2 separate regions of the Homo sapiens genome follow, and region 2 is linked to region 1. A link is an interaction called in ENCODE POLR2A ChIA-PET data of the cell type or tissue named here. Cell type or tissue: CD4-positive, alpha-beta T cell. All regions are shown on one strand. Each heading gives the region's core, and the rest is flanking DNA. Links, peaks and the distances in the headings are about the cores only. Region 1 overlaps SMPD3 (sphingomyelin phosphodiesterase 3). Region 2 overlaps SLC7A6 (solute carrier family 7 member 6).

Region 1 (4,384 bases), core at 246-4,245:
TTGCTGCTGCCACTGTGCCCGTAATCAGGTGTGTGCCAGCGCTTCCTGCTGGGCCCAGGCCAGGGAGAACTCCTGTGAATGAAAACTGACATGGGTCATAGCTCAGAGCCCGACCCTTTCCCCTGCTCTAGGCCTCGCCCTCTTCCCTGGTCTCCCCATTGTTCCCTGTGAGCCCCTTCCCATCTCCCTCTCTCTGGGGCCTCCGACCCTGAGTTGTCCCAGGCTTCTACTTCCCGTCCCACTCTTCCCTCCACAAATCATTGCCACCGCCCAGCTGGGTTTCTCCCTAATCCCTCCTACCCTCCTGTCCAGAATGTTACCGGCAAACCTTACACAATCTAAGGCCGTTGTTGTCTTCTAACCCTAGCAGTTTCCCTCTTAACAGCAACATCAAACTTGTTCCCTTATTCTGCCTCGTCCTTGTATGCTCAGCAAACAGTTTACCTTGGCAGGTTCACCAGGAAGTAACAATACTGCTAAAGCCAGGTGCTTTGTGGCGCTTTTATTTCTGAAGCTGTGTGAATGTAGGTAGGTGTGCCTTAGGTGAGTGTTTAATAGTTTCCAGGCTGAAGTTGTTGTCACCCATGCAGCCACTGGGGCTTCAAGCCCTATCTGTCCGGTGGGTCAGAGCACAGGTGTGTCAGAGCATAGGCCATGCTATATTCCAGGGGCAACTTGGCTGGTCCTGAGGCCTGTCAGGTCTAGGTGGGAGGCCCGTGTCGCTGGAAGATGCCTCAGTCCCAGGAGAGCTCTGTGGCTGGAAAGCTGCTTCCTGATTGCCAGGGCACTCAGTCACAAAAGCTGTACCCAAGGGCTCTTTGGGGTGGCTGCCGTGGTTTCCACTTAGACCCTGTCTTCAGGGCTGGTGCACCCATCCCCTGGGTACTGGGGACATCTCACAGCTGTGTCCCTCCCTAGGCATTGCCCTCAGCTGAGGCAAACTGCCTCACTCAAAATTAAGCCCTTTCTGAATGATTGGCAGATGGGGAGGGGGTACCAAGGCCAGGTCCCTTGGCCCCCATCTGGGACAACTCTGAGGAGCTATCTCAGCTCCTGAGTTCCCTGTAGAACTGCTGAGGTCTCATTTGCACCCACAGTCTGGGTCTGTTTCTCCATCTGCCTGATCCTGCCTTCTTCACTTCCCTGAACTCATCAACAAATTCGCACACACTCAGGGAACCCAGGCTATGACAGCTATCCCGACTCAGCTAAGAGGGGCTGGGTTGATTGATAGCCTCTTACCCCACTCCAGAGCCACTCTGGCCCTGCTATGCTGGGGCTGCTGACAAAGCCCCCTCAATTGTTCTACTGTTACTCTTTTATTGCATTCAAGCCTCCCTAAGGAGCCACTTGAGAGACATTTGTTTATTTTTGAACTTGGACTTAGGAAATATTGTGCTTCTTTTGGCCTTTGGTCTGTGTTTGGATTGTGTTTATGATACAAACACAAACAACTGGGGAAGAGATTGGGCTTTCTTTGCTTTGGCTGCTAGGAAGCTTGGAGACCAGTCCTAGACCTACACGCTACTAGACAAAGATGCTGGTACCTTCAGAGTTCCCTTAACGTGCTTTCCTTGCTATTGTTCTTTGTGTCGTTTTGCTATATCACACAGCTCCGTCTGAGCTGCCTCAAACCCTGCGTGGAATGAAGTAGGGTATAAATGAGTAAACACATACATACAGCCATGGGGGTGTGGTGTCAGACAGACCTGTCTGCCGGTTACCAGCTCTGGGACATTTGCCAAGTTACAACTTCTCTAAGCCCTAGTTTATTCAGCCAAGGAGTGGGCCTGATGCCTGCATCACATAATTATTCTGAAGAAAAATACAACAAGCACATGCCTGGTACATATCAAGTGCTCAATAAATGGTACACATTCATAACAACTTTTTATAAAATCCTGTGCTCTCAAGAAAGTGCCCTATCATGTTGCCGGATCTGCCCCCACTCCCTTCCTGTTGTGTGCGGGCTGTCAGCCAAGGTGCATTTCTGGCTTGTTGGGTTTCACTTTCTCATGGGAGAAAGATGCCTACCCAGGCACCTGCAGCTCACAGCAGACGGTGTGCCGCAGCAGAAGGTCCCGTGTAGATGCCCACCGAGTTCATCCAGGCAGGTAGATACATGACTCAAATACCCACAAGAGAAATGAGCACCTACTTGGCTGGAGGAAAACTAAGACTCTTTATGTAAATGAAGCCTTCATAAAATGAAAAAAAAAAAAAGGTTGTAGATGAGAGATGGGTGATGAGTAATTTAACCAAGACGATGCAAATCTAGGCCTTTGAATACTTTAAATATAACCATCTGATATAAAAAGAATTGCACTAAATTTTTTAAAGTAGAGAGCTTTCCTAGGGTGAGAGACTCACTTTCCTGATAGGGACATATTCCCCAAAAGGCAAATGGGGAAGGCAAAGAACAACATCCATGTTGACATCACATCCCCCTGCAGGCAGCAGAGGAGGATTCAATGCATTTTATAGTCTACACTAGCACCCCATATACCACACGTTACCTTGCAAACCAGTTTGGATCCCATATGAGAACAGGGATGCCCATTTCAAAGGGGAGGTAGCTTGGGAAACTCTTTTGTTCATTTCTAAAGTAAGCCTGCCCCTGGCTCTGTCTCCTTGTAAATGTCAGGTGGGCCTGAACCATAGTCTTGAGCTTGTCTAAAGATGGGTCTGGACTTTCTTGTCCTTTTGGGTGATGAGAAGGCCAGAGCAGGGAACCTTCTGTATGCTGGGTCTAGAATGGGTCTGCTAGATGTATCCTCCTAGAGGGGAGAAAGGGATGGTGTGAGTGCAGGATGCTGAGGAAGGGGTCAAGGACAGGATGGAGAGAGTGTGGCATGAGGGCAAAGCTGGGTACAGGGCAGGCCCCAGTATGGTCTATTTGTAGAAATAGGCCTCAGGAGAGGTGAGAGGGATGAAGAAGTAGTGGCTAGGGGCCACAGCTAGTATCTGGCTGGGCTGTCTAGTCCTGGAGGGGTAAGGGATGCTGGACCATACCCTCTAAGGCTGGTTTAGGAGGGTCGGGGGGTCTTGGAGGAAGCTGCCCAGAGCAGCTATGGCCACCAATGAGACAGGAAGAAGTCAAGGTTGATGGCGCTTGAGCCAGGGTCCCACTGCAGGGACTGGCTGAAGTTCTGGAACATGCATTGAGCACATTAACAAGACTGAGGATTTTGTGTCAGGTCTCTGGAACCTTCCTTTGGGGGATCAGCCAGTGCGGGAGAAACAGGTGATGGCTGGGTGGCCAGGAATCTACTGCCCTATCACCCACAGGCAGCTCATTGTATATCACATGTGGGGACAATGTCCCCCTCAACGCCTAGCCAGAGGGATGGGGCAGGATGGGGATGCAGCATCCAACATCTGTTGACTGTCTTTCCTCAAATCCTGTTACACATTTCCTTGCATCTCCAGAGTTTTGGTAAGAGAAAAACCATGTACTTCACCTCTATCTTGACAACAATAACTTTCCTCCCTTCCTATGGAAGATAGAGAGAACCCTCCTCACCTCCAACATAGCACAGATGCCCCAGGGCCCAGCTTCCATGAACCCCATGTAATGATGATGATGAAGATGACAACCATAATGAAGCCTTACTCCTAAAATGAGTATAATGACACTAATGATAAAGGCAGCATCAGAGAGTGGGGGAGAGAACAGACTTTGAAGCCAGACTGCCTGAGTTCCAGCTCCACCTATCACTAATTGTGGGAACTTGGAGGTCACTTTGTTCTTGGGCTCCCTCATCTGTAAAGTGGGGATCAGAGTAGCTGATTATTGGAACATGTAGTATCCCGAATAGCTATTGCTTTTTTTTTTTTTTTTTTAAGAGATAGTGTCTTTCTTGTCACATGGCCTGGAGTGCAGTGGTGTGATCTTGGCTCACTGCAGCCTCAACCTCCTAGGCTCAAGCAATCCTCCCACCTGTCTCCCAAGTAGCTGAGACCACAGGCATGCACAGGTTTTGCCATGTTGGCCAGGCTGGTACCGAACTCCTGACCTCAGGTGATCCATCTGCCTCAGCCTCCCAAAGTGCTGGGATTATACGTGTGAGCCACCATGCCCGGCCATTATTCTTATTACTAATATCATTACTATAGGCACCTTTCATATCCATTTCATTTGAACTTCGCAATCCTATAAGGAAAAAGGTACAATTGTTATTGTCCCACTTTGCAGATGAGGAAATTGAGGTTCAGAGAAGTTGAGGGACTTGTCCAAAGACACTCAGCCTGGTACGGAGCCTATATGATCTTCCAGTTGGCTCCCTCTGGCTAGGCTAATAGCCTGGTTACCCAGGCTTAAAAGGGATGCTTCACCATTACCTGACAGTCCTCCCATTATCCCTGCCCAGCAGGGAGGGGCGTT
Region 2 (4,384 bases), core at 138-4,137, 130 kb before region 1:
CATTTTCACAGGCTGGCCATAGGCACTTCTCTCCATTTGAATGGAAGAATATCCAACTTTCTGACAATTTGCCTTGCTCCAGGGAATTGGAAGTTAGAGTGAAAATCTTACCACCTTGGTTCCAACCAGGGTTTATCAGTGCCCCTCTTTGCTTGGTGATGAGCTTAAGAAAACAACGTGGCCAGGCATAGTGGCTCATGCCTGTAATCCTAATATGGGAGGCTGAGGCAGGAGGATTGCTTGAGCCCAGGAGTTCCAGACCAGCCTGGACAATACAGCAAGACCCCTGTCTCTACAAAATAATTTTTTTTTAATTAGCTGGGTGTGGTGGTGTGCACCTGTGGTCCCAGCTAATAGGAGGTTGAGGTGGGAAGATCACTTGAGCCCTGGACATCGAGGCTGCAGTGAGCTGTGATCGCACCCACTCCAGCCTGGGTGACAGAGCAAGACCCTGTCTCAAAAAAAAAAAAAAAAAAAAAAAGAAGGAAAGAAGGAAAATAAAATGATATACTGCTGTTACCTTCTGAGAATTTGTGATCTTGGGAGAAGCATGACCCAATCACCTGAGGGAGAGACTTGAGACAGGTGTCTACATGATGATAGCATAGACACTAACCTGTGCTAAGAAGCAGGAATGCCATGTGGTTCAGGAGAGAAAGAGCTCAGAGAGGGGTGGGGTGGTGTATTCAGAGAAGGTTTTACAGAGGAAGAGGAAGTGGGGGCTGAACTAGACCTTGACTGGGAGTTGCTGTTGGCTATGGCAGGAAGAGGAGGGGAGGACATTTCTTTTTATGTGTGTGTACGGTACGAGTAAGAGAGAGAGTCTGGCTGAAGGAGAGAGTGCAAAGTGGGTAGGAGTAAGTGGAGTTGGCCTAGAGGATGGGCCCAAAAGATTTTGTAGTAAGATTTGAGGTGCACATAAAAGTTCTGTTTTTGTATGCTAGAGGCAGTACTCACAGATGTCACTGCGTTCCTTCCTGCTGGATATTGCTCTTATGTCGTCCCCATGGATCAGTCATTGTTTAGCAGGAGCAAAGTGCCGGGGCTCTCAGCACAGGGCCCAGATGTCACTGAAGTGTGTGAGGAGCTAGAACTTAAAGCCACGTGAGCCTAGGGAGTACTCGAGTGGGTGCGCTTCTCCATGGACTTCATTGAGAATTGGGAGGTATGGGTAGGAATGAGGGTGGAAGCGATCAGTGGGCTTGGGAATGTGAACTTAGAAATGGTAGTTAGCTTCTCTCACCTCAGTTTCCTCATCCATAAAATGGGAATAGGAATATCTGTATTTTGGAGTCGTGAGAATTGATGGAGAGGTGTATGTGAAATTGTCAGGCATATAACAGACTTTTCTTTTTCTCCTTTTTTTTTTTTTTTTGAGACGAGGTCTTACTCTGTCATCAGGCTGGAGTGCACGGCTCACTGCTGCCTCAACCTCCTAGGCTCAAGCGACCCTCCCTCCTCAGCCTCCTGAGTAGCTGGGACTACAGGTGTGCACCACCACGCCCAGCTAATTTTTGTATTTTTTGTAGGGACAGGGTTTCTCCATGTTGCCCAGGCTGGTCTCTAACTCCTGGGCTCACATGATCCATCTGCCTCAGTTTCCCAAAGTGCTGGGATTACAGGTGTGAGCCACTGCACCTGGCCTCATTTTTACACTTAATGCAAAACACTGTCTCTCTAATTTCTTAGGTAACCTGCCATCTGCATTCAAATTTACCTCACTTACTGATGAGTTTCTTTTGGCCATGAAGAGGTCTTGTGTCTCCTGTGGTTTGGAACCTTGGGAGTCTGGGTGGGAAAGAGTAGGTGAAATCACCCATCCCTGGGCCTGGGGGGAATTCCCAGAAATGGTGCTAGCCATCAGGATGTATAAGTATGTGTTCACGCATGCCTTCATATCCTTGAGCACCAGTAGTGATGGAAGTGCCTGTGTGCTGTCAGCTGGGGCGGGTGCAGGGTGTCCCCTCGCTTGCCAGTTCGCCTTGTTCTGACTGGTCCATTGGCCCCTTTGCCTTAGGCAGGAAGGGCAGAAAGAGTGCTCTCTGTAAAGAGGGGTTGGGCCCCTGTGCCCTCAACTCAAGCCTGCCAGTGACTTTGTGGTTTTCCTCCTAGGTCTGCTGACATTTGTGAACTGTGCCTATGTCAAGTGGGGCACACGTGTGCAGGACACGTTCACTTACGCCAAGGTCGTAGCGCTCATTGCCATCATTGTCATGGGCCTTGTTAAACTGTGCCAGGGTAAGTGGTGGGAAGGGGGGTACCACCAACAGTTCCTCTGGATTCCCTGAGGAGAACATGGCGACTCTGTTAGCTTCACTGCTCGGCTGTTTCTATGTACATGCTAGCATGTGTCAGTGAGTGCAAGAGATGGGAGTAGATTTCTTTCTGGGCTTTTTGGGCCAGGCTGGCTTGGCCAAGTGGACATGAGTCAGCCTGTCCCTCAGGGCTGGTTTCCTTTGGTGGAGGCTGGGAGCATTGCAGGAAGCCAGCCAAGGGCCTAGGAGCTCCTGAAGCTTGGGTCATGATTGGGTCATAAAAGTAATCTGTGGGGATAGAGTGGCTCCTGTTTGTGGTCTGTGACTGCCAAGCTACAAGTAGGAAGACTGGGCCCTCCTTGAGACAGGTGGCAGGGTATATGGAGCTGGAAGTGGGGTATGGAAATGGGTGGTTATTTTGCAGCCTTTACTTTTCATCTGGACTTGTATTCAGCAATCCCTCCCCAAGTCAGCTCTCAGAAAAATATTAAAATATTGTGAAATTGGCAGTGTCTTTCCTAAATGTTGGCTTTAGAAAGCTTTTCATTCCTGGATCAGAGAGGACTGGCAGTGAGGGTAACAGGCCTACCAAGATCTCATGAGCCCTAGAGAGGTCTTGAGGTGTCTTTAGCCACAGATATCTCAATCATTTCACAGCCCAGTTCTCTAGGTCATCAGTCCCTAAATGTGGCTGTGTACAGTCACCCGGGGAGCTGAGACCCTAATCTCAAATCTGTTGGATCACATTCTGGTTGGTGTGGAGTCTAAAAAGCTGTGCTTTTAAGAATTGCCCTTGGCCCGGCACGGTGGCTCACGCCTGTAATCCTAACACTTTGGGAGGCTGAGGTGGGCGAATCAGCAGGTCAGGAATTCGAGACCAGCCTGACCAACATAGAGAAACCCTGTCTCTACTAAAAATACAAAAATTGGCTGGGCATGGTGGTGCGCGCCTGTAATCCCAGCTACTTAGGAGGCTGAGGCAGGAGAATGGCTTGAAAACAGGAGGCGGAAGTTGCAGTAAGCCGAGATTGTGCCACTGCCCTCCATCCAGCCTAGGTGACAGAGCAAGATTCCATCTCAAAAAAAAAAAAAAAAAAAGAATTGCCCTTGTTGGGCTGGGCGCGGTGGCTCATGCCTGTAATCTCAGCACTCTGGGAGGCCGGGAGGCTGAGGCAGATGGATCACCTGAGGTCAGGAGTTTGAGACCAGCCTGGCCAACATGGAGAAACCCTGTCTCTACTAAAAATACAAAAAATTAGCCGGGGGTGGTGGTGGGTGCCTCTAATCCCAGCTACTCGGGAGGCTGAGGCAGGAGAATCGCCTTAAACTGGGAGGCAGAGGTTGCAGTGAGCCAAGATCTTGCCATTGCACTCCAGCCTGGGCAACAAGAACGAAACTCTGTCTCAAAAAACAGAAAAAGAAAAAGAAAAAAAGAATTGCCCTTGTTGATTCTTAGACTGCTGGTCTAGCCTGTGTACTTATATCAAGTTAGTAGAGCTAGCCATGTGGATGTCCCTGGAGGCTCAGGAGCATCCTGGGGTCAAATTGGGTTTTGAGTAATCCTCCCCTGAAGATCTGTTCCTTAGGGAACCACTGCTGTGTATGAGAATGGACACCCCTGAGGACAGGGGTCTCTATTTTCTCTTCTCTTGCTGCATAGCCAGCTCTTTTTACCACATGAGAGCTGGGTCTAGGCTTTCTTCAGGGTGTGACAATGGGCTTCCTTAGAAGTCTGGGTCTTGTTAAAGACCCCAGTATGTCCAGAGGGTCTCTGATCTGGGTAGCTGGGTGCTGTCCCCTGGGCTTTTGTGTCTGCAGTCTCTGAGGCCTCTGAGGAGAATGACAGGCTGGGCTGGCTCCCCGGAGGGTGGGGGTGGCTCAGGCCTAGTGAAAGATAAGGTCTCAGTTCCTCTATAGCATGTCATCTCCCCCATGCAACCATAGCTACCGCAAGTAGAGCAGCATAGAGTCCTTCCCATGAGGCTGATAAACCCATTGACCAAATTGTGCAGTAGTCTGGTCCAAGAGAGGTAGTTCACAGGAAGGTATAATTTTCAATGAAAAATGACTCCTTCATGTGAAATGGGGTTCTTGACATAAATAGGTAGAAGAGCTGGGGCTTGCTGTGA

What was found. Peaks named below come from ENCODE experiments on the same cell type or tissue, not always from the same donor. Only the 100,000 strongest peaks of a DNase experiment are listed, where the experiment ranks them.
Region 2: POLR2A ChIA-PET joins it to region 1 with 6 read pairs; 3 of 35 experiments call an interaction of 5 or more read pairs at or near these places.

The regions. Positions count from the first base shown.
Region 1 is chr16:68,416,158-68,420,541 of GRCh38, forward strand. The region is part of intron 1 of SMPD3 (sphingomyelin phosphodiesterase 3); the gene reads right to left. Among named protein-coding and RNA genes, the nearest start is that of SMPD3, 30 kb to the right of the region's middle. In CD4-positive, alpha-beta T cell, for the core only: a CTCF peak has its summit at 2,403 (motif pointing left); a DNase peak (open chromatin) is centred at 1,984; H3K4me3 peaks cover 1,089 bases; H3K27ac peaks cover 4,000 bases.
Region 2 is chr16:68,285,634-68,290,017 of GRCh38, forward strand. SLC7A6 (solute carrier family 7 member 6) reads left to right here. Exons shown (of 11, transcript NM_003983.6): 4 at 2,113-2,238. Among named protein-coding and RNA genes, the nearest start is that of SLC7A6OS, 23 kb to the right of the region's middle. RefSeq lists a silencer at 733-1,027 and enhancers at 3,810-3,949, 3,980-4,029. In CD4-positive, alpha-beta T cell, for the core only: no CTCF peak of the experiment used is centred there; DNase peaks (open chromatin) are centred at 758 and 2,098; H3K4me3 peaks cover 1,156 bases; H3K27ac peaks cover 3,714 bases.